Linked DNA regions of Homo sapiens: all the other regions are linked to region 1. A link is a contact called in ENCODE Hi-C or POLR2A ChIA-PET data. All regions are on one chromosome and are shown on one strand. Each heading gives the region's core, a stretch centred on a gene start or an enhancer-like site at or near the end of the contact. The rest is flanking DNA. Distances are from core to core; before and after follow the strand shown.

Evidence for each region. A loop is a pair of places that touch in the nucleus more often than their neighbours do. ChIA-PET counts read pairs that join two places held with the same protein, here RNA polymerase II (POLR2A). Pooled maps may share reads with other maps.
Region 2: a map of OCI-LY7 shows a loop between it and region 1 (7-fold over the local background). The contact joins the promoter of GPR137B here to the promoter of TARBP1 in region 1. A Hi-C loop is called at or near these places in 2 of 168 maps with a recorded cell type or tissue (CD8-positive, alpha-beta T cell and OCI-LY7), 9 of 37 single-sample maps with no recorded cell type and 9 of 50 pooled maps.
Region 3: a map of naive thymus-derived CD4-positive, alpha-beta T cell shows a loop between it and region 1 (10-fold over the local background). The contact joins the promoter of LYST here to the promoter of TARBP1 in region 1. A Hi-C loop is called at or near these places in 1 of 168 maps with a recorded cell type or tissue (naive thymus-derived CD4-positive, alpha-beta T cell), 1 of 37 single-sample maps with no recorded cell type and 9 of 50 pooled maps.
Region 4: a loop to region 1 is called in a map with no recorded cell type, with 4 times the contacts of the local background. The contact joins the promoter of GNG4 here to the promoter of TARBP1 in region 1. A Hi-C loop is called at or near these places in 1 of 168 maps with a recorded cell type or tissue (IMR-90), 1 of 37 single-sample maps with no recorded cell type and 4 of 50 pooled maps.
Region 5: a loop to region 1 is called in a map of naive thymus-derived CD4-positive, alpha-beta T cell, with 11 times the contacts of the local background. The contact joins the promoter of MAP3K21 here to the promoter of TARBP1 in region 1. A Hi-C loop is called at or near these places in 1 of 168 maps with a recorded cell type or tissue (naive thymus-derived CD4-positive, alpha-beta T cell) and 6 of 50 pooled maps. POLR2A ChIA-PET finds 5 or more read pairs at or near these places in 1 of 52 experiments (MCF 10A).

Annotation. Positions count from the first base shown.
Region 1 is chr1:234,477,349-234,481,431 of GRCh38, forward strand. It overlaps TARBP1 (tRNA guanosine 2 -O-methyltransferase TARBP1), which reads right to left and starts at 1,831. Exons shown (of 30, transcript NM_005646.4): 1 at 825-1,831. The coding sequence starts at 1,755. RefSeq lists silencers at 928-1,727, 1,758-1,947.
Region 2 is chr1:236,140,709-236,144,791 of GRCh38, forward strand. It overlaps GPR137B (G protein-coupled receptor 137B), which reads left to right and starts at 1,831. Exons shown (of 7, transcript NM_003272.4): 1 at 1,831-2,328. The coding sequence starts at 1,915. RefSeq lists silencers at 1,570-1,749, 1,820-2,089 and an enhancer at 2,055-2,558.
Region 3 is chr1:235,864,916-235,868,998 of GRCh38, forward strand. LYST (lysosomal trafficking regulator) reads right to left here and starts at 1,991. Exons shown (of 53, transcript NM_000081.4): 1 at 1,928-1,991. RefSeq lists enhancers at 1,049-1,098, 1,469-1,568 and silencers at 1,689-2,108, 2,159-2,458.
Region 4 is chr1:235,647,481-235,651,563 of GRCh38, forward strand. GNG4 (G protein subunit gamma 4) reads right to left here and starts at 2,304. Exons shown (of 4, transcript NM_001098722.2): 1 at 2,182-2,304. RefSeq lists enhancers at 509-803, 3,269-4,083 and a silencer at 2,169-2,278.
Region 5 is chr1:233,325,940-233,330,022 of GRCh38, forward strand. MAP3K21 (mitogen-activated protein kinase kinase kinase 21) reads left to right here and starts at 1,785. Exons shown (of 10, transcript NM_032435.3): 1 at 1,785-2,894. The coding sequence starts at 2,090. It also overlaps a transcript of PCNX2 not described here. RefSeq lists silencers at 1,299-1,598, 1,789-2,088, 1,888-2,039, 2,229-2,428.

The DNA of each region.
Region 1 (4,083 bases), core at 581-3,080:
ACTTGAAAATATAACCTCATAACTTCAGCCAAACAAAAATCCTTTACCTGTAATAAATGGTCAGCTACCGTTGAAAAAGTAGAAATATTCTATTGAGACAATTTTGAGTCAATCTACTTTGTACTTGACAGTTTAAACCCAAATTTAACATGAGTGAAGTCAAACCAATCAACAGTAACGTAACAACTTGAAGGGAGGCCTTGCTGTTTCATTACTCTTGCACATAGTAGGGAGCAAAGCTCAAACAGTTAAAAAATAAAATCTGATTCATTCTATTAAATCAATGGCAAAAATACACTCAAAAGGTCGACTTAAGAAACATGTTTAACAAATATTAGTAAATCCTGTTCCTAATTACCAGGGGAAATTTCAGAAGAGTGTGATGGCCTCTATGACGCTTAATTCTAACACTCAACACTCAATTCACTAATTCACTGGTCAGTACAGATAAATAACAAATAATTTTTCTTTCAACTTGATAGATATCAACCGTTTCTATTGGGTTGAATCTACCATGATATAGTGCAGATTTGGGTCTGTAAAATCTTGCACGGGCTCCATTATCTTCCTAAACTATTCCAGGGGTGCTGTATTCCACCGGCTCTGGGTTAGAACGTTCCCAACCGCAGTGATTTGTGACTTCAAAGAACACCCTCGAGAAGGGGTTCCAAAGGTTTTCAGGCTTTAGGGGAGCAACGCGGAATAACCAAATTCTGCATGGATCGGAGTGACGACCCCGATAAGCTAGTTTTTAGAAGCAGGAAGACTCCCCTCTGGGGCAGCCAAGTAGGTAGCACTAGGCTGGGGGGCAAAGAGGCAGGTACCGTTTCCTTCCTGGGGCCCGCAGGTGCAGTCGGCCCCCAGCTCCGCCGACACCTCCACCGCCCTCTGCAGCAGGTAGCGCGCTCGCTTGCGCGTCAGGGCGTCCGCCTGGCCCAGCCCCGCCTGCACCGTCCTCCAGAAGCGCCAGCAGCGCCGGGCGTCCGGGCCCGCCTCGCGCGCGCCGCGGGCGCGGTCGCCGCCGGGCTCGGGCAACAGCTTCTCGGCCAGGGCGCTCAGGACCAGCAGCTTCTCCTCTACGCGGCCGGACCCCAGGGACGCCCCAGGCGCGGCCAGCCCGCCCCACACGGCCCGCAGCGCCGCCCCGCCACATTGGACCAGCACTGGCAGCAGTCGCCCGGCCACCAGCGCCGCCGCGTCCTCGGCAGGCCCGGCCTCATCCCCGTCCCCGCCCCCGCCCAGCGCCAGGGCGACGGCGGTCCCCGCCACGCGCTCCAGTAGCGGCCCGTCCTCGCGGGGCCGCAAACATGGCCCGACGGCTGCTAGCACTTCCACGGCAGCCTCGGCGCCAGGCGCGCGCCACCCGGCGAGCAGATCGCGCAGCGCCTCCTCAGCCAGCGCGGCCGCCAGCTGCGGACGCCCGGCCAGGCGGACGCACGAGCGCAGGGCCGCGCCCGCCGCCCTCAGCACGCGCCGGCGGTGGCGAGGCTGCAGACTGGGGTCCGGGCCGCCCGCGGGGCGTCCGCGCAGGCTCCGCAGCAGTGGCACGAGGTACCCTGCAGCCACCTCGCGCGCCGCCTCCGGGAGCGCGCCTGCGCCCCCGCTGCCGCGCGCCTCCTCGTCCTCGAGCCGCTGCAGAAGGAAGCGCAGCGTCTCCACGCGCTCCGCGGATGCCTCCCCTTGGCACAGCGCCCCAAGCAGGGCCCGGGGGTCCCGGCTCTGCGAGAGCAGCGCTTCCGCGAGCACCCACTCCATTTGCCGAGCGCCCGCGCCACCGGCCCGGGCTCCCAAAGGAAGGCGCCGGCGTGTGCGATGCGTGCGCACAGGACCGGCCGGCCCCTACGTGCGCGTGCGCCGACGGAGCCGGGCGCGCGGCCGCAGAGAGGGGGATCCCAGCCCGGCTTGGTGCAGCTCAGCTTCCCTTGGGTTCCTGCCACCAACCCTGCCTAGATAGAACCCACCTGGTCTCTTATTTTTAGGAGAAACGAGGCCTTCGTTAAAAGTTAATGTAGTATCTACACCAGCTTCATCGATTCCTGATTGGAGGTTGGTCTGCCCAGGACCCTAAATCAGGCGTGCCTGTGAGCATAAACCAGTTCACAGAAGGTGCACAGCAGAATCACTTTAGATTATTTTCCAAACGTTGCATGATGGGCACCATCCACAAAGAGACTGACACAGTAGGTCTGAAATTGGTTCTGGACATCTGCATTAAAAATAAGTCATGAAAACACAAGAATGATTTAGACGTAAGGCCAGGAGTGAGAAGTGTTACCGGTGGAGGGTGTCCAGGTCCAAGAATTGGACAAAGCGCACAAACAAAGCAAAGACAGAATGAAGCCACAAAAGCAGAGATTTATTGCAAAAGTACACTCCACAGGGTGGGGGCAGACCCAAGCAAGCCGCTCAAGGGGGGCTGGTTACAGAATTTTCTGGGGTTTAAATACCTATAGAGGTTTCAATTGGTTACTTGGTGTACACACTATGTAACTGAAGAGGATAAAATGAAGTTACAAAGTTATTTACTTGGTGTACTCCCTATGTAAATGAAGAGGATATTTCCTGTCATAGCTGAAGTGTTTCTATCTGATTTGGTTCTAGGGAGTTTTTGGATTCCCTGCCTCCAGGCCCTATTCTCCTGCCTTAGAGGTACCTATAGCAATGTGCTAGGATTCAGCTAAAACCAAGATGCCCACGCCAGCCCTCACAGCCAAGTGCCCAAGATGACTCCAGGATGCAGAGCCTCCTGCACAATGCATGTGCTCCCATGTGCAAACTCAAAAATAGTCCCTGTGTCTGTCTTTTCTGTATTTCTGACAGCATCCATTGCTAAATAGAGAAACAGAAAACCTCACCTCGGCATGCATGGTGTGGATTTGGTTCCTGGCTCAATTTGAGACAAACTAGATCAGTGACATAGGGTTTTCTTCGCTACTAAACACAAAGATCTGCCTCTTAGTCAATAGAGAAAACAGGGTCCCAACTTCAAAGAGCTTGACATATAATAACATAATGGATAAGACAAAAATTAGTTATTTAAATTTACAGTTATTTTTATATAAAGTTATCTGACTTTAAGGTTATCTGACATTACACAGGCAAGACTTTTTTCATATTTCAGTCATTCCGTTTTTCATTGACAAAATGCATAAATGTTTCTATTTTAAGCCCTTTTAACATGTCAGTAAATATCAATTACCTTCAACATAAAATGTGCAGAAAACTATTGTTTCTGTCAACATATATCTAACAAATATAAATGGGTAAATGTCTTGAGCACTTAACAAACGAAGATACACAAATGATAAGCACTTGGAAAAGTGTTCAACATCATTAGTCATCAGAGAAATGCAAATTAAACCCACAATGAGGTACCACTTCATACTGATGAGAATGGCTAACATGTAAAAGCTCGAAAACACTAAACGGCAAAGACCAAGGGTGTGGAGCAACTGGAATTCTCATACATTACTGGTGGGCATGAAAACGGTACAGTCACTTTAGAAACTGTTTCTCGTAAAGTTATAATATAGCTGCTTTATGATTCAGCGATTTCACCCCCAGGTAATTACCTAAAATAAATGAAAACATGTTTCAAAAAAAAAAGCTTGCAGAAGAATGTTTTTGACAACATTATTCGTTATAGCCAAAAGCTTATAACAACCTAGTAGGTGTTAGGTAACAACCTACATGTGCATCAAATTGAAGAATGAATAAAAAATTGTGATCTATCTATATAATAATGCTCCCAGCAATAAGACAATGAATTGCTAATCCGCTTTACATGGATAAGTCTCAGAAACAATATGTTAAACAAAGGAAGCCAGTCACAACGTTTACATCCTCGTGATTTCATTTATATGAAATCCAAGAAGAGACAAAAGTAATCTGAAGGATAGAAATGAGAACAGTAGTTGCATATAGGGAGTAGAGATTTGACTAGAATTGGGCACAAGGGAACTTTCTGGGGTGATGAAAATATTTTATGTTGATCAGGGTGTTGTTACACATTTGTCAAGACTCCTTGAACTGAACCCTTAAGATCTATGCATTTCGCTCTGCAGAAAGTTTACCTCAATCAGC
Region 2 (4,083 bases), core at 581-3,080, 1.7 Mb after region 1:
GATATTAGGGAAGCACACAGGTGAAACACCTAGCCTAATCCTGAGAGTTTGGTGGGTGGAGAGTTCTGGAGAGGCTCTCTGCAGGAAGTTACACCCTCATGGATAGCTAGGAAGGACCAGCTGTTGGAGGAAAGGGCAGAATTTTCTTAGTCTAGGGGAGTCAGGAGGTGTTAACACTGCTTAACACCTTGGAAGAGATAAGGCAGGGAGGTAAGCTAGGGTAGGAGTTTAGACTCTAACCCCAGAACTATGAGGAGCAAGGGAAGGGCATTTAAGCACGGGAGTAAAGTGGCCAGGTGTTCTTTAGAGCGATCATTCCATCATTCCACTTGCGCTGTTCAGAACGGGGATTGAGGGGAACGAGATCAGAGGCGTGGAGCCCAATTCCGTATTTCCTCTTGAAATAGCGATAGGGAGAGAGGGAAAGGATAGAAAAACTGGAAAAGGAGCTCCACGCCAAAGGCACACTTGGCCCCAGTGAACCACCTGGAATACGCTGGGAGCGCTGTAACCACTAAGTAATTCTGAGCAAAAGCTAGGGTGGATTCTGGATATGCCAGGCCGTCTTTTGGAAAAAGAACACACAATTAGGCACGAAGTGGAGTAAGAAAAGAAATCACAATTACTGGAGCCTCGGAAATCCGAGTTTCTTCTGTTTACCAGAACCGCTTGCCCAGCAATGTTTCCAGAGGGCGCCCGGCTTTCCCTCTTTTCCCAGAGCACTCCCCAGCTCTCCCAAGACAAGGGTGGCGTGGTGCCCCGGGGCAAAGACTAAGTCGCTGTACAGCCTCGAGGAGCGAGCTGCTCAGCAAAAGCAAAAGAGAAGGGCTCTCGGGTGGCGGGGACAGACCCTCCTTCGGCATGGGTTGGATCGGACAAGGGGGGCCGTGTGCCGTCAGCTGCCCCACTTCTCTCTGAAGCCCAGTGGGCTCCATCCACTGACCCGCGGCCCGCGCGCCTCCCGGCACCGGCTACATCGCTGGGAGGTGAGGCGCTGGGAGCGCGTGAGGCTCTCCGGGAGAAAACAGCCCAGCTTGCATCCCAGAGGAGGCAGCAGCCGCAGGCACCGTCTATTTCCTCACTCAGTATACAAATTTGACCTCAAAAATACGAACCCTGTCTTTGGCATGTCTGCATTTAGAAATAAACATCATTCCAGACGCCGGCCAGTTCATAGCCACAGAGTCGTAAAGTTTTATTTTTAAAGGGGGGGACGGAAAGGACTTGTAAAGTTTTTTTTTTAAATTTGTTTTTAAATAAAGGAATTAACTTCTGCAAAACAAGCAATCAGCAGCAGAATGCGCGAGGCCACGAGTGCGATCCCCCGAGGCGCGGGGCGCGGCTGGGAAGTTTTGGGGGCGCGCGGCGCGGTGCCGGGACCGGGGAGGAGGCGCGCGGTTCTGGGGGCGCGCAGTGCGGGAGCGCGCGGCCCCGGGGATGGGGAAGGGGCCGGGGACGGGTAGCGCGCGGCCCCTGGGATGGGGAGGGGGCGGGAAGGGGGGAAGAGACGCGGGGCTCTGGGGGCCCGCAGTCTGGGAGCGCGCGGCCCCGGGGATGGGGAGGGGGCCGGGAGGAGGCGTGCGGCTCTGGGGGCGCGCACTGCGGGAGCGCGCGGTGGCGAGGATAGGGCGGGCCGGGGTTCGCGGGGCGAAGGCGCGCGGTGCCCGGGGGAGGGCGGGCCGGGGCGCGCGGGCCGGGGCGGGGGCGCGCGGGCCGGGGCGGGGGCGCGCGGGGCCGGTCGGCGCGCGGGGGCGGCGGGCGCGGCGCTGCCAATCGCAGACAAAGGCCGTCCCAGTGAATCATGTGGTGCCGGGGGAGGAAGTGCGGCTTGTTTTCTTTCCTCCAGTCTCGGGGCTGCAGGCTGAGCGCGATGCGCGGAGACCCCCGCGGGGGCGGCGGCGGCCGTGAGCCCCGATGAGGCCCGAGCGTCCCCGGCCGCGCGGCAGCGCCCCCGGCCCGATGGAGACCCCGCCGTGGGACCCAGCCCGCAACGACTCGCTGCCGCCCACGCTGACCCCGGCCGTGCCCCCCTACGTGAAGCTTGGCCTCACCGTCGTCTACACCGTGTTCTACGCGCTGCTCTTCGTGTTCATCTACGTGCAGCTCTGGCTGGTGCTGCGTTACCGCCACAAGCGGCTCAGCTACCAGAGCGTCTTCCTCTTTCTCTGCCTCTTCTGGGCCTCCCTGCGGACCGTCCTCTTCTCCTTCTACTTCAAAGACTTCGTGGCGGCCAATTCGCTCAGCCCCTTCGTCTTCTGGCTGCTCTACTGCTTCCCTGTGTGCCTGCAGTTTTTCACCCTCACGCTGATGAACTTGTACTTCACGCAGGTGAGTTTCAGAGAGGCTCCTGGAGGCGCTCACCTGGCGGGGTGGTCCCCGCGGGGCGCCCGAGGCAGGGGCGATGGCAGCCGCGGGGGCGGGTCCGGCCCTAGGGCTGAGAGTGTAGGGAGAAGGCGCCGGCTCTGGGGTCGTCCGAACCCTGTCCTGTTTGCGGGCATTTGTCATAGGAAACCCCCTGCCATTCCCAAAAGGGGCAAGGAGAAGGCAGGGGAGGGCTGGAGGCCGCCGCTCACTCGCTGCCCCTGGCTCCGCATCGTGCGGTGGATTCGGGGCGCTTCTCCGTGCGCAGCGCGAAGCAGCAGCGCCTGCACACGCCAGTTAGTACGGATGGAAGGTGTGCCCCCAAGGGAGGCCTGAACTCTAGAATTTGCCCTGCCTCCCCAGGCACCTAACTCCCGGCCTGGAAAGGTCTTCTGCACGTTGGCCTCCAGATTTGGGCCTGACACTGCTGTTTTGAGCGTTGGCAGGGTGAGACCATGTTGGTTTTGATGAGATGTTTTGAACCTCCGGCTTAGGAGCTCTACAGAACTGCGGCTTACTAACTCATTCCACCGGATTGCTAAACAGCAGGCTGGGGTAACACCCAGCTCCGAGCTGCTGCCGCTCATCAGAGTTACTGTCTGAGCTCATCTGAGAGGCCCCAAGAAAAGGCCATAAAAGCTGACTGGGGCTCTTTTACAGCCACACAAAAATCACTTTATGGGGCATATTATTAAATAAGCTAATGGGAGAGTATGTGAATTAACTTGGCTGCTGCTTTACTGCTGATGGTTGACTTAATGAAAGTGCAGTAATTGTTGAGCACTTTGCAAATACTTTGTATAGCGTTGCACAAAGGTTTAATAACGCGGTGCCGCCGTCATCATCGTCATCATCATCTCTGATTCCCATTAGCTTTCCAAGCACTAAGATGTCCATTTTCACTAGGACTCTGCCGAAGGGGAAGGCGTCAACGGTGTCACCTGGTGAGGGTAATTTCAGAACTGTCGGATGGGCAGAAACCCTGTGCAAGCAGGCATCTCATTCCTTTTAAGTGTCTTTTTTTTTTTTTTTGAGAAAAAGTCACTTATTTAAAAAAAGAAAGAGGCCGTATGCGGTGGCGCATGCCTGTCATCCCAGCATTGTGGAGGCGGAGGCGGGAGGATCGCTTGTGTCCCTGAGTTTGAGACCGGCCTGGGCAACATGGCGAAACTTCCTCTCTACAAAATGTACAAAAATTAGCTGGGTGTGGTAGTGCCCGCCTGTAGTTCCAGCTACTCAGGAGGCTGAGGTGGGAGGCGGAGCCCGGGAGGCGGAGGTTGCAGTGAGCAGAGATTGAACCACTGCACTCCAGCCTGGGTGACAGAGCTAGATCCTGTCTCAAAAAAACAAACGAACAAACAAACAAAAAAAACAAAGTAGGAAAAGGATTGCTCTGGTACAGTGGAAGCCACTGACTGAAAATATGGAAGAAGTACTTTTGGCTAAAAAATAGCATATGTGATATTTTGTAGATAGTATAATCTTTTAAAAATGGGTCTACACTCAGACTTCTTGTAAGTCCAGCGCATCAGCATATTTTCCGGTCGGAGAGTAATGCGTATTGCCTGTCCAAGTACAACCTTTAAACCTGCAAACCAGTTCAGGCAGTCGGCTGCATTGCACAGACACTTGGGTTTTGTAATTGAAATGAGGTGGTTCTAGCAAGATGCAAAAGACAGGTGAGGTGATGTTACCCTAAGAACTGTGACAATGGTGGTATTG
Region 3 (4,083 bases), core at 741-3,240, 1.4 Mb after region 1:
GAGATCCTGACTCAAAACTAAAAATAAAAGGTAAGGTTCTTTACTCAAAGAGTGGACTCCCCTTTCCACTGAGAGTAGAAACTCAAGTCCTTAAAAGGGCCTACAAGGCCTTATACAGTCTAATCTCCCACCACACTCACCTCTTTGACTTTATTTCTACTCCTCTTTGCTTTTTCCACCACAGCCAAATCAGCCTCTCTGCTGTCCTCAAACAAGCCCAGCACACAGGGCTTCTGCAAGCCCTTCTGCCTTCCTCTCTGCTAGCACATCCTTCCCTCAGAGAGGTACATGGATTACCCCTCACTTACTTCTGGTCTTGGCTCAAATGATATCTTTTCTAGGAAGCTTTCCCTGGCTGCCTCTAGTTAAAATTGCAAACCTCTCCCGGTTCCCTGCCCTCCCTCTTCCCTGCCCTCCCTCTTCCGTGCTTTTTCTCTGTAGTACTTAACACCATCTGACACAGCACATATTTTATTTGTTTATTATCTGAGGTCCCCACTAGAATATAAGCTCCATGAAGGAGCAGATATTTATGTTTTCTTAGAAAAGTATCTGACACGCAGTAGGTGCTCAATAAATATTTACTAAATACATATATATAATTATATAGTTTGTGAAGTATTTTTATGCAAATTACAGCAATTCATTTTTCCTTATGCCCTCTCTTCTTCAAATTCTCCAATCTTTGTAGTAACAATATGGATGACAGCAAAGAGCTATCAGAAAAAGAGTTGTTGGCCACTTAACAAAGCTCTTTAAAACAGATACCCCATATTAATCAACTACATCTATAAATTGAAAGCTTAAAGTCAACATCTTTATTAGCATAGATGAATCTAGGCGTGGAATTTTAAAATAATAGCGCAGAAGAGCCAAGAATCATCAGGAAGAAAAGTCTAATTCAGTTTGTCCTATCAATCTGTTAAACAAACAATAGGAAAATGCAACCTGCATTTGATCTTCAAGGAAACACTGGCCCAAATTCAACACGAACGCATTCAACACAAGATTCGACTCCCTTAAAATTTTCTATCTGCTTAAAACAAACCCCATTAACTATCAAGTGCCGTCGCTGGGTGTGTATGGTCTGCCGAGCGGATCGGGGATGTTTTGCTATGTTTTGTTTAACCAGATAAGAATTAGCGTTAAGGAAACGTTTCTTAAAGCCTCTGTATCCCCTGGACCATTAAACAACCCCTTCGTTGGGCTTTACACTGTGGTACCGGGGTCTTCTCGGGTAATTTCCCAGCTTATTTAACTCATCAGAAGCGAAGGGGCATCTCAGTCAGGCTCCAGTGATACCGGAGACAGACGGCAGATGTCTCAGGGGATCCCCTGGAAAGAGAGGCTCTCGCCCAGTCAAAGGGTGTCACGGACAGGAGGAAAGAGCGGACCGAGGCGCACGGTGTAGGTGACAGGTGGGCGAGCGCCGCAGGGCAACAGCGCGGGGAGTGACCGGCTGGGTGGTGGCGCGGAAACCGTCAACTCCCATCGTCAACCTGACAGCTTGGGCCCAGCTGGGCTGAGTAGTGCAGCGGCACAGGATCAAAAAATAAAATAAAGGTAGCAACACACCGCCGTCAGCCTGCTCGACCTCGCCCCCCGCGCGCTGCGAAATAAAGTTAGTGCCCAGTGGCCGCTGCAATGGCCCAGAGGGGCCCAGCCGAGCTCCCGCCCGCGGCCCGGCGGCTGTCAAAGGCGGCCCGGCGCCGCGAGAAGTCCCAGAGCCCAGAAGCCAGAGAGGACGCCCCGAGCTGGCGCGTCAGGCCGAGTGCCCTCGCGCCCTCGCGCCCTCAGCCCGGCGGTCCCGGCCCTCAACCCAGGCTGACAGCCACCAGCCCCAAACCGCCTCCCCTCCAGGCCACGCAGAGGGGCCGGGACCCGGAACCTTCTGCCGGCAGCGTCGGCGCCCGGCGGCCGCCTTTACCTGGTTTGTGGCAGCTGCGGCCGCCGCGCACTCCCCCTCTCCCGGAGAACCCCGAGCCGACGCCGCTGCCGCCGCCGCCGCGCACTCCCCACCCCCGCCCGCCCAGGTAACCCAGGAAACCGAGAACACCACCCCCTCCCTCCCCTCGTCCGGACCCAGACCCGCTCGTCTGCGCGTGCGCCCTTGGCTCCGCCTCGCGCGTGTAAGCCCCGCCTCCTCTGGGAGGGCAGCGCCGGCGTCGCAGGCGTGACGCGTGGAACTGCCGAGCCAATAGGGAAGGCAGGGGGGCGGGCCGACCCGCGGGGCTGCAGCCGGGGCCCGGTCTGGGTTTCTCAGCGGTCGGGGGTCGTACCCTGGGTCCGCACCTCCTCCCAGGGCTCTGCGTAGTGGGCTGCGTCAGACCCTGGGGAGTGCGAGCACCGTTTGAGAAGCACCAAACACAAGCGCATCGTCCGCCTCTTCCATTCAACACAGACTGTCAACCTGTCCCATTGTGTAGGTCTAGAGGATGAAGATAGAAGAAATAACGGGAAGGAGTCAGGAGAGGGAGAAAGGGTTACCCACAAGGCACCCCTAGCCTTCCTCTGGGACCTGGAAAAAGCCATATTGTAATGGTTACCGTCGGCTTCTTTCAAGAAACAAAAAGAGCTTTGCAAAGCCACTGCAGAAGTAATTCAGTGCAGTGGTGTATTTTCCAACCGACTCCTGTTCAAACACGGTTTGTATACAGTGCGCACTGTCAGTGTCATATGCCCTAATAGACCAGTCCCTCCAGAGGGTGGGAGCTGTAGGTAAAATCCAGGATGTTTTGGCTGCATCCCCGGCTCTGGGCCCAGCACGCTGCTGGCAGACTGCTGCGGTAGGCAGTTTGGCATTTCAAGGGCCACCCTCCTCACCTCCTAGTCACTGAGACAGCAACGCCAGAGGTACTGGGAAAAAGCCTGAACTGTAATCGTTCGGTAGTTTTCAAGTTCTGCCAAACAATACAAACTATTAATAAGCAGATAATCTACAAATTGACAGGAATTGCTGTAGAATCAACAACTCCCATAATTTTTTGCACAGGAATTATGAAATAGAAATAATTCAGGATATTATGTCCCAAGCCTATATACCAAATGTTACTCCCAATTCCTCAAACTCCCATCTAACCCAATGACAAGCAAAGTGCGTTAAGTTGCCCACTGATGTGGTTTAGAGGGTGCTCTTGGGGAAAATTCCCCACTTTAAAATATGTCTTCTCTGACGTCTGATGTTTAACCATTAGCAGTTCATATCTTTAGGCGAAGATTGCCCACTTCCTCTGGCAGGTAGTCTTTTATTTTTATTTTTTATCTTTTTTTTTTTGAGACAGATTCTCGCTCTGTCGCCCAGGCTGGAGGGCAGTGGCCGGATATCGGCTCACTGAACCCTAACAAGTGCAGGAAATAAATGTCTCAGGGAACTTATCACTCATTTAAGCAGTATATAATGAGCACCTACAATGCGCTAAGTATTGTGCTAGGTGCATGGGCCTGAACTGAAACAAAAAGAGGAAGCCAAACTTAACCTGTTTCGTCATTTTACCTAAAGCTGTGTCTACTCTTATTTATACATCAACTTTCACCCACTAATCTTAAAAACACCCCCCTTTTTTAATGGACAAAAGAAGTCAAAGAAATATTAAGTAACAAGCCAGTTTCTGTTAACCTTGAGTAGAAAATAATAGATTATCATGATTTCATTAAAGCAAAGAAAATGAGACAGACTTTAGATGATAATGGTATACAATTGGCCCTCAAAGTATTATTTGTTTGTAAAAGGCACAAAGTAATGCCATTTGTGACTATTATTTTTTTCGGTACCAGTGTTTTTTATTTTATTTTATTTTCAAGATGCAGCTTCACTCTTTTTCCCTGACTGGAGTGCAGTGGCACAGTCTCGGCTCACTGCAACCTCCGCCTCCCGGGTTCAAGTGATTCTCCTGCCTCAGCCTCCCAAGTAGCTGGGATTACAGGAATGTGCTACCATGCCCGGCTAATTTTGTATTTTTAGTAGAGACAGAGTTTCATCATGTTGGTCAGGCTGGTCTCGAACTCCTGACCTCAGGTGATCCACCCACCTCTACCTCCCAAAGTGCTGGGATTACAGGCATGAGACACCGCTCCTGGCCTCGG
Region 4 (4,083 bases), core at 1,054-3,553, 1.2 Mb after region 1:
TGTTGGGTACAGACCTTAGTCTTTGCTTTCTGCATAAGCAGTAGTTTTGTGGTAGGCGTGGGTTTGGGCGTGTAGGTCTTGGGGGAAGGAGCATTGTACACATTTTACAGTGTTCCTGCCCTCCTGAGACAGCTGTGGCTCTTGCTTCCCCAGGGGTCAGGGTCCATGTTCCCACCTCATGTTGTTTATTTATTTTGAGGCCAGAGTGCAGTGGCACCATCTCAGCTCACTGCAACCTCTGCCTCCCAGGTTCAAGTGATTCTCGTGCCTCAGCCTCCCAAGTAGCTGGGATTACAGGCGTGCACCACCACGCCCGCCTAATTTTTTGCATTTTTAGTAGATACGGGGTTTCACCACGTTGGCCAGGCCGGTATCGGACTCCTGACCTCAAGTGATCTGCCTGCCTCGGCCTCTGAAAGTGCTGGGATTACAGGCGATGTTCCCACCTGATGTTCTATCATTTCAAAGAATGCACTGAATATTGGGGGACTTCAGGGACTGTCACTTTTGCTTTAAAAACTGTAAAGTGAATCTAGGAAAAGCTTTTTTTTTTTCTGGTTTCTCCACCATCAGTTTGCATGAGAAACGCCAATCATAGGACTGCTGGGAATGGCCCCTTAGCTGTGCTGTTTCTGAGCCAGGCCTACATCCTCCACTGGCTTCCTTGGGCGAATTTTAAGGCCTATGAGCACTGGAGTTGTGCATGGAGGTGGGGGCCAACAGGAAGTCCATTGTCCTAAATAGTCATTTCAGCCTAACTAACCCCATGGTGAGGCTGCTCATTAACAGGCAAGGCATCACTGTAAACCTTGCATTTGCATTTACACCTACTATTTATTAAGTGCCACAGCCATCTCTTATCATGACCGGTCACTGAGCAAACCCTACATTTCAAAAACAATCCAGTTTATAGGTCCTCTGTCTGTTTCTCCGGGCTGGAAAAGGCTTTCCATTTATCAACTTAGTTGTCCCCCCAGTCGCCTCTTGCAGGGAACAGGGCCAGATCAGATGGCGGCTGGTTCCCCTCCCCCGCCTCATACAAAAATCAGGAAAAGGAGTTGCGGGAGGAATCGAGAAGCCGGCCGCAGAGCCCAGGTCCCCCATGGCTACTGTGAGGCATTCGCCGCTGCAAATTTCCTGTCCACTGTGGGAAGCGGCACACCTCACTCATGAGCAGACGACAGGACTGGCACGTTTTAATGGAGCACACGGGCGCAGCCTAGGCGGCCTTTTGCTCCGGCTGAGAGGCACGGGCCCGGTGCCAGCATTTGACAGTCCTGGGAGGCGACGGGTAGAGGAGAGACGCGGCAGCCGCGGGGCCGGGGAGACGGTGGGAGGCCCGGCGTCCATCATCCACTTTATTACTTGATCAAACTTTAACATTTTCGGGTTTCCTAACACCTTAGCCCCAAATACTCGAAATGAAGCAAATCTTAAATTAAGGAGTCTTTCCCCACCACGCTCTGTCCTCCTCCCCACTTCACCCTCCCGCCGTTTCGCGTTATTTCCAAGGCAATTTAAAAAATCAAGCCAAACAAAGCTCCCCGGTTGCTGCCGGGCGCGCGCGGCGAACGAAGCACATTTCAGTTCAGCACCAGCCTCGGGGACAGACGCCATCAAGGAGGTGAGGAAAACCACCCTCAGCTGCGGTGGCTCCAGCGTCACCCCGAGTGCTCCCGAGGCGGCGTCTGGGCTGCTGGGGAGCCAGGAGGGCTTCCTCAGGCACTCGCCAGAAACATTTCCCCAAAGAAAACGCCCAACCAGCCACGCCATCTCCTGCCACTGAGGTCCTTTTCCACGGGGGACGTCCCCGCTGGGAAAACAGCAAACGCTCTGTGACCTACAAATGGAAGAGGGGACCCCCGAGCCCCCGCCTGCCTCATGCCGGAGGGACCGGGCGCCCCCAGCCCCGGAAGCCCCTGGACGCGCTCCGAGGGGGCTGTCCACACCCGCGCGCGGGCTTCCCCGGGGCCCGGCGGGAGGTCCCGGGAGAGGAGGCCGAGGGAACCACAGGTCTTTGTGTCGCGTGCAGCAGCAGCTGGCGGCGTGAGGACCACACCGGCGCCAGAGCCGTCTCCCTAGGTCCGGAGACTTTCACCCCGAGTTTCCCTTCCGCGTCTGGCTGCACCGGGCTGGGCTCTCCCCGCGGACACCCGGGGCTCCGGCCGGGCGCCCACTTACCCGGAGCGGGATCACGCGCGGGCTTCGTCTGCAGCGCGGTGCTCGCGGGGGGCGGCCAGGCCGAGCGGCATCGCTCCGCATCGGGGCGCGGGCCGGGCTCGGGTGCAAACGCGCGCCTCGTGCCCCTCCCGCCGCCCGCGGGGTCTCCGCGTCCCGTCACCGGCCCCGCCCCGCGCCGCGCCTCCCGCCCTGCAGGGCCCGACCACGCGGGCCTGGGGGCGCAGGCGGACCCTCCCCCGGCCCTGGACGCTGGGGGCTTCTGCTCGGCCCCCTGTGCCGTGGGGGCCCAGACTGGGGAAGGGAGAGCCGGCGACTCTGCGACCCTCGCCCCCGTTCCACGCTGGCCGCGCCCACTCCGCCGCGGGGTCTCGCCCGGGAAATCCCGCCCGCTGCCACCGACGTCACTGCTGCGTCACCGGGGCTCCCGCGCTCCCCGCCCCCGCCCCCGCCCCAGCCCGGGCCCGCGCCCCCCGCCCGCTACTCGGGCCCACGCCCCCTGTCCCAGCAAAGGGCCGCGCCCCCGCCCCGCCCCCCCGGAGCCCGCGTGGCCGGGGGACCACTGGAGGGGTCTGTGGGGCGGGGCCGGGGGGTAAATCACTGGGGGGGGGTCTGGGGGGCGCGGCGGGGGGGAGATCACTGGAGGGATCTGCGGGGCGGGGCCGGGGGGGAAATCACCGGAGGGGTCTGGGGCGGGGCCGGGGTTGCTGGAGGGGTCTGGGGACGGGGCCGCGGTCAGCGCGGGCTCCCCGAAGCCTCAGGTACCGCCCTCGCTCGGGGTGAGCTCCAGCGCCTGGGCCGTTGGGGCGCGGGCCGCTTCCCACCCTGCACCAAGGGACGCCTCGGAAGCCTCCGGCCAAGGCGGGGAACGGCGGAGAAACGCGGAATACCTGTGCGAATTCGCGCGGCCGCGTCGCCACTAACCCGGCGAAGGCTGACCCGACGTTGCTGAGTGACGGGGACCAGGGGCCGGCGAGGCCCCCACTCCGGGGGGAGCGAGGCCGGGAGGGCGGAGGGCGCGTGCTGGAGGCGGGGGTGCCCTTCGCGCCCCGGTTCTAGGAGCGACTGCTCTCCAGGCCTCGTCCCTGTGGCACCGCAGGCTTTTGCGCTGGAGATTTTAAAACACTTTAGTGATTACAGCCCTCTTCCTTTCAGGGAAAAAACAGTTTAAGCGCCGTCCATTTTCCGACTTGGTAAAATAATACGAAACCTTGGGAATAGAGAAGCAACGAAAACATTTCACGCAGTGTTGGCAAGATTTGTAGAAAAGGAGGCCAATATTAATTCCCTTTGTGAAAACAACAACATAACATCATGATGAACGATTAGGAAATATTTCGGGAAGATCTGGGCGCCTCATCCTCATCCGCCGTCCACAAGCGGTCCCTGCCACAAAGGACACAGGGCGCGCTTGTTGCTCAGATCCCTGGCCCCACTGGTTGGACCTTGCCCTACACACACGTGTACCTTCTCGGAGCCCAAGGGCCAGATTGGATGCGAACGCGGAGATCACAAAGGCCCGTAAACACGGGGCCAGCAAACACATCGGTTTTTACAAAGCTCTCAAGTGCCCATTTAAGGCACAAAATTAAACCTTGGCAAACCGACGAAGCCAGTCCATGTCCACCTCACAGACTTTTAAAAGTGAGAAAGATATATGAGTACTGCATTGAAAATTCAAGCAAATCCAAACCCTAGCTCATTGTTTTCACCCCAAAATCTTATTTCTCCTGCATTTCCTGCCCACCTCCCGCCCCCGACTGGTTGGCTAAGGCAGAATCCTAGGTTTCCTTTTATCCCAAATCCCAATCTCAATTAATCAATCACAAGGGAAATCAGTGTCTACACTTTCAAGCGCATCATTTCCTTATTTTATCTTTCTAATTGTTACACTATCATTCAAGA
Region 5 (4,083 bases), core at 535-3,034, 1.2 Mb before region 1:
TGTGACAAACTTCATAGTTGCCTTAAGAATTTGCCATAGCCACTCCAACTTTTAGCAACCACTGCCTTGATCAGTCAGCAGCTATCAACATAGAGGCAAGACCTCTGCCAGCTAAAAGATTATGACTTGCTGAAGGTTCAGATGATCATTAGCACATTTTACCTATAAAGTACTTAAAATTAAGGTATAAACATTCTTTAGACACAATGCTATTGCACACTTTATACGCTACAGTATACTGGAAACATAACTTGTATATATATGCACTGGGAAATCAAAAAATTCATGTCACTTGCTTTATTGCAGTGATCTGGAACCATGCTTGCAGTATCTCCAAAGTATGCCCATACTTTAAATAGTTAGATTACTTATAATACCTAATATAATGTAAATGCTCTGTAAATAGTTGTTATGCTGTATTTTATTTGTATTATTTGTATTGTTATTTTTTGGGTTTTTAAAAAACATTTTTGACCAGCTGTTGGTTGATTCTGTGGATGCAGAAGACCCACTGTAAAACTATTAACTCATTTAGTCTTCCTAAAAACCCTATAAAGTAGGTACTATTTATTATATTCCCATTTTATAGATGAGAAAACTGAGTCATAGAGAAATAAAGAAACTTGCTCAAGGTCACACAGCCAATAAATAGTTTGATCTGAGAGACAAAGAAAACTGAAAAGACAATAAATTTATCTTTATGTAACTCAGAATGTTACTGTATGTCCTATCCTCATAATATCTAAAATTGTCCCTTCTGTTATTGGAAGTACAGGATCCACACGTTAGGAAATTCTGGCCTACTACAGGATAATCTAATATTTTAGAATTTTAATAACTAAGCTCTTCTATCTTTTTAGCCTCATCACCTGCCACAGTAACCTACCAACGTCTGGCACCCAGCCATTGCCAATGCTTCCTAAACCCAAACCTGTGGGTTTCCAGGGAGACTGGGGCATTTTCCATCTGAGTAGACAGTAAAAATAAGCAAAGGATTTACCATCATGGAGCTTCTGGGACTATACCGACCACGGGTCACTCTGCGCTGCGATCTGTAACCTAGTCAGTTCTGAGATGCACGGTGGCTCAAACGCACTTAGCATGGTGACTTGCCACTCGCACTGGCCCAGGTCTGGCACCGCGCTACAATTTCTTCTGTAGCCCGTTCTGAGATTCTGTCACTCTCCCTGAACTGCAACTCTCTCTCTCCCCGCCACACCCTAAAGCCCCACATCTTCTCAACCCTCTCCCACCGCTTCTTGGAGAAGCGTCCCCTCCCTCAGTCTTACCTTTGGCTTAATTTAAACTCTCCCGAAAATTTATAGCGGATGACGGCCGATCCCGCCTCCCAGACCATGTGGGCGCGGCTCACCATTGCTCCGGAGCACCTGCGGCGGGGGCGGGGTGGGACCAGCCAGGCGGGCCCAGGGGGCGGGCCCGGCCCAAGGTGGTGGGGGACGGGCCCGGGCGCCAGGGGCGGGACGAGGCTCTGGGGACTGGCACAGAAAAGGGAAGTGAACCTGGCGAGGGCGGGGCGGGATGGTGCAGTTGGTGGGGAAGGGTGGGGCGAACCTAGGAAGGCGGTCCCATAGGGCGGGCGCAGACTGGGCGCCCGGGACGGGTCAAGGAGGGCGGAATGAACCTGGAGAGGGCGGGGCGGCTGGGGGAGGGGCGGGAAGGCCCTGGGGACTGGCCTAGGGGCGGGCCCGGGGGGGTGGGGGGGCGGTGCGGAATGGAGCCGGAGGGGGCGGGGCGGCCCTGGCGCGGCTAGGGTGGGGTGGGGCGTCCCAGGCTCTGGCTAAGGAGCGCGCGGCGGGCGGGCCGGCCGCAGGGCCTGGGCACGACCATGGTGGGACGTCGCCCGCGGCTTCGGGGACCGCTGCGGCAGCAGAGGCGGCTGGCCAGGAACGCGGGCCGAGGCTGGACCCTTTGGGCAGCTAGCCCGTGATCTCTGCCGTCACCGATCGCGATTCCTACCCCCTCGCCTTCCCCCGGCGCCGACGGCCACACCGCCGGACGATGCGCGCCCGCGGCCGCCCGGGAGGCTGAGCCCAGCTTCCCGCTCCGCCTTCCCCGCGCAGCTGCCCCCATGGCTTTGCGGGGCGCCGCGGGAGCGACCGACACCCCGGTGTCCTCGGCCGGGGGAGCCCCCGGCGGCTCAGCGTCCTCGTCGTCCACCTCCTCGGGCGGCTCGGCCTCGGCGGGCGCGGGGCTGTGGGCCGCGCTCTATGACTACGAGGCTCGCGGCGAGGACGAGCTGAGCCTGCGGCGCGGCCAGCTGGTGGAGGTGCTGTCGCAGGACGCCGCCGTGTCGGGCGACGAGGGCTGGTGGGCAGGCCAGGTGCAGCGGCGCCTCGGCATCTTCCCCGCCAACTACGTGGCTCCCTGCCGCCCGGCCGCCAGCCCCGCGCCGCCGCCCTCGCGGCCCAGCTCCCCGGTACACGTCGCCTTCGAGCGGCTGGAGCTGAAGGAGCTCATCGGCGCTGGGGGCTTCGGGCAGGTGTACCGCGCCACCTGGCAGGGCCAGGAGGTGGCCGTGAAGGCGGCGCGCCAGGACCCGGAGCAGGACGCGGCGGCGGCTGCCGAGAGCGTGCGGCGCGAGGCTCGGCTCTTCGCCATGCTGCGGCACCCCAACATCATCGAGCTGCGCGGCGTGTGCCTGCAGCAGCCGCACCTCTGCCTGGTGCTGGAGTTCGCCCGCGGCGGAGCGCTCAACCGAGCGCTGGCCGCTGCCAACGCCGCCCCGGACCCGCGCGCGCCCGGCCCCCGCCGCGCGCGCCGCATCCCTCCGCACGTGCTGGTCAACTGGGCCGTGCAGATAGCGCGGGGCATGCTCTACCTGCATGAGGAGGCCTTCGTGCCCATCCTGCACCGGGACCTCAAGTCCAGCAACAGTAAGTGGGGCCAGAGGGAGGTGGGGGAAGACTACCTCCGTGCCAGCCCAGGCGGGCTCCACAGGACATAGTACCAGATGGAAAGAGGTGGGAGTCAGCCTTAGGGCGCCAGCAGCAACTCATGCCCAGGCCTTCAGGGCTCGGAAGTCCAGCTAGTCCTTGGTTACTTGCTTTGGGGCTGGTGACACGCTTAACCTTGACTTGCCTTTGGGTGCTTTTTAAAAAAGTTCAGACCAGACTTGCTTGTAGAGGAAACATTTGTAAAATACCTGGATCTCCTAGAAACCTCAGGGGGCAGTCTGGCCTTTCAATACCAGAGGTGATTCATCTGGGTAGGACTTTGCAAACCGAGGCCTTCTGCAGATTATATGGAACCCATGACCGTCTTCACCCGGTGGCCTTCATCAAAGTCCCCGAATGCACTCGGGGACGTCAACTTTACAAGTGCTGTATTGAGGTTGCTGTTTGCCTATTCAAAATATGACTTCATGTCTCTTACCTTTTCCAAAGACTGTTTTCATTCAAATGTCTCTCTATGGGCCAGGCGCGGTGGCTCATACCTGTAATCCCAGCACTTTGGGAGGCCGAGGTGGGCGGATCACCTGAGGTTACGAGTTTGAGACCAGCCTGGCCAACATGGCGAAACCCTGTCGCTACTAAAAATACAAAAATTAGCCCGGCGTAGTGGCAGGCGCCTGTAATCCCAGCTACTCGGGAGGCGGAGGCATGAGAATCACTTGAACCCGGGAGGCGGAAGTTGCAGTGAGCCAAGATCGCGCCACTGCACTCCAGCCTAGGAGATAGAGTGAGACTCTGTCTCAAAAAAAAAAAAAGTGTCTCTACGTGAAATATGATTTTATTATTGGTTCAATGGCTTCTTTTCTCCAGACAAGAGGCACTGGTGTGCACCGTAATGCACTTTTGGGTTAATAACAAGTGCATTGTCCTTGCACAGGTACTTGAAACCTTGAAGACCTGGCCAGTGTCATTGACTTTGTTTATAAATCAGGGTGGATTTTCCAGATGTCAATAAAGAACTGACAAATGACTTAAATGCAAATCCTATGAAACTTTGCTGTATAAAAGAGCCTATAGAATTGCTGTTTGATGTTGGTTCTTTAATATTGAAGATCGCTTCATATTCTTATAATGAGATGAAATCCCAGGGAAGGTTAAAGGATGCAGCCAG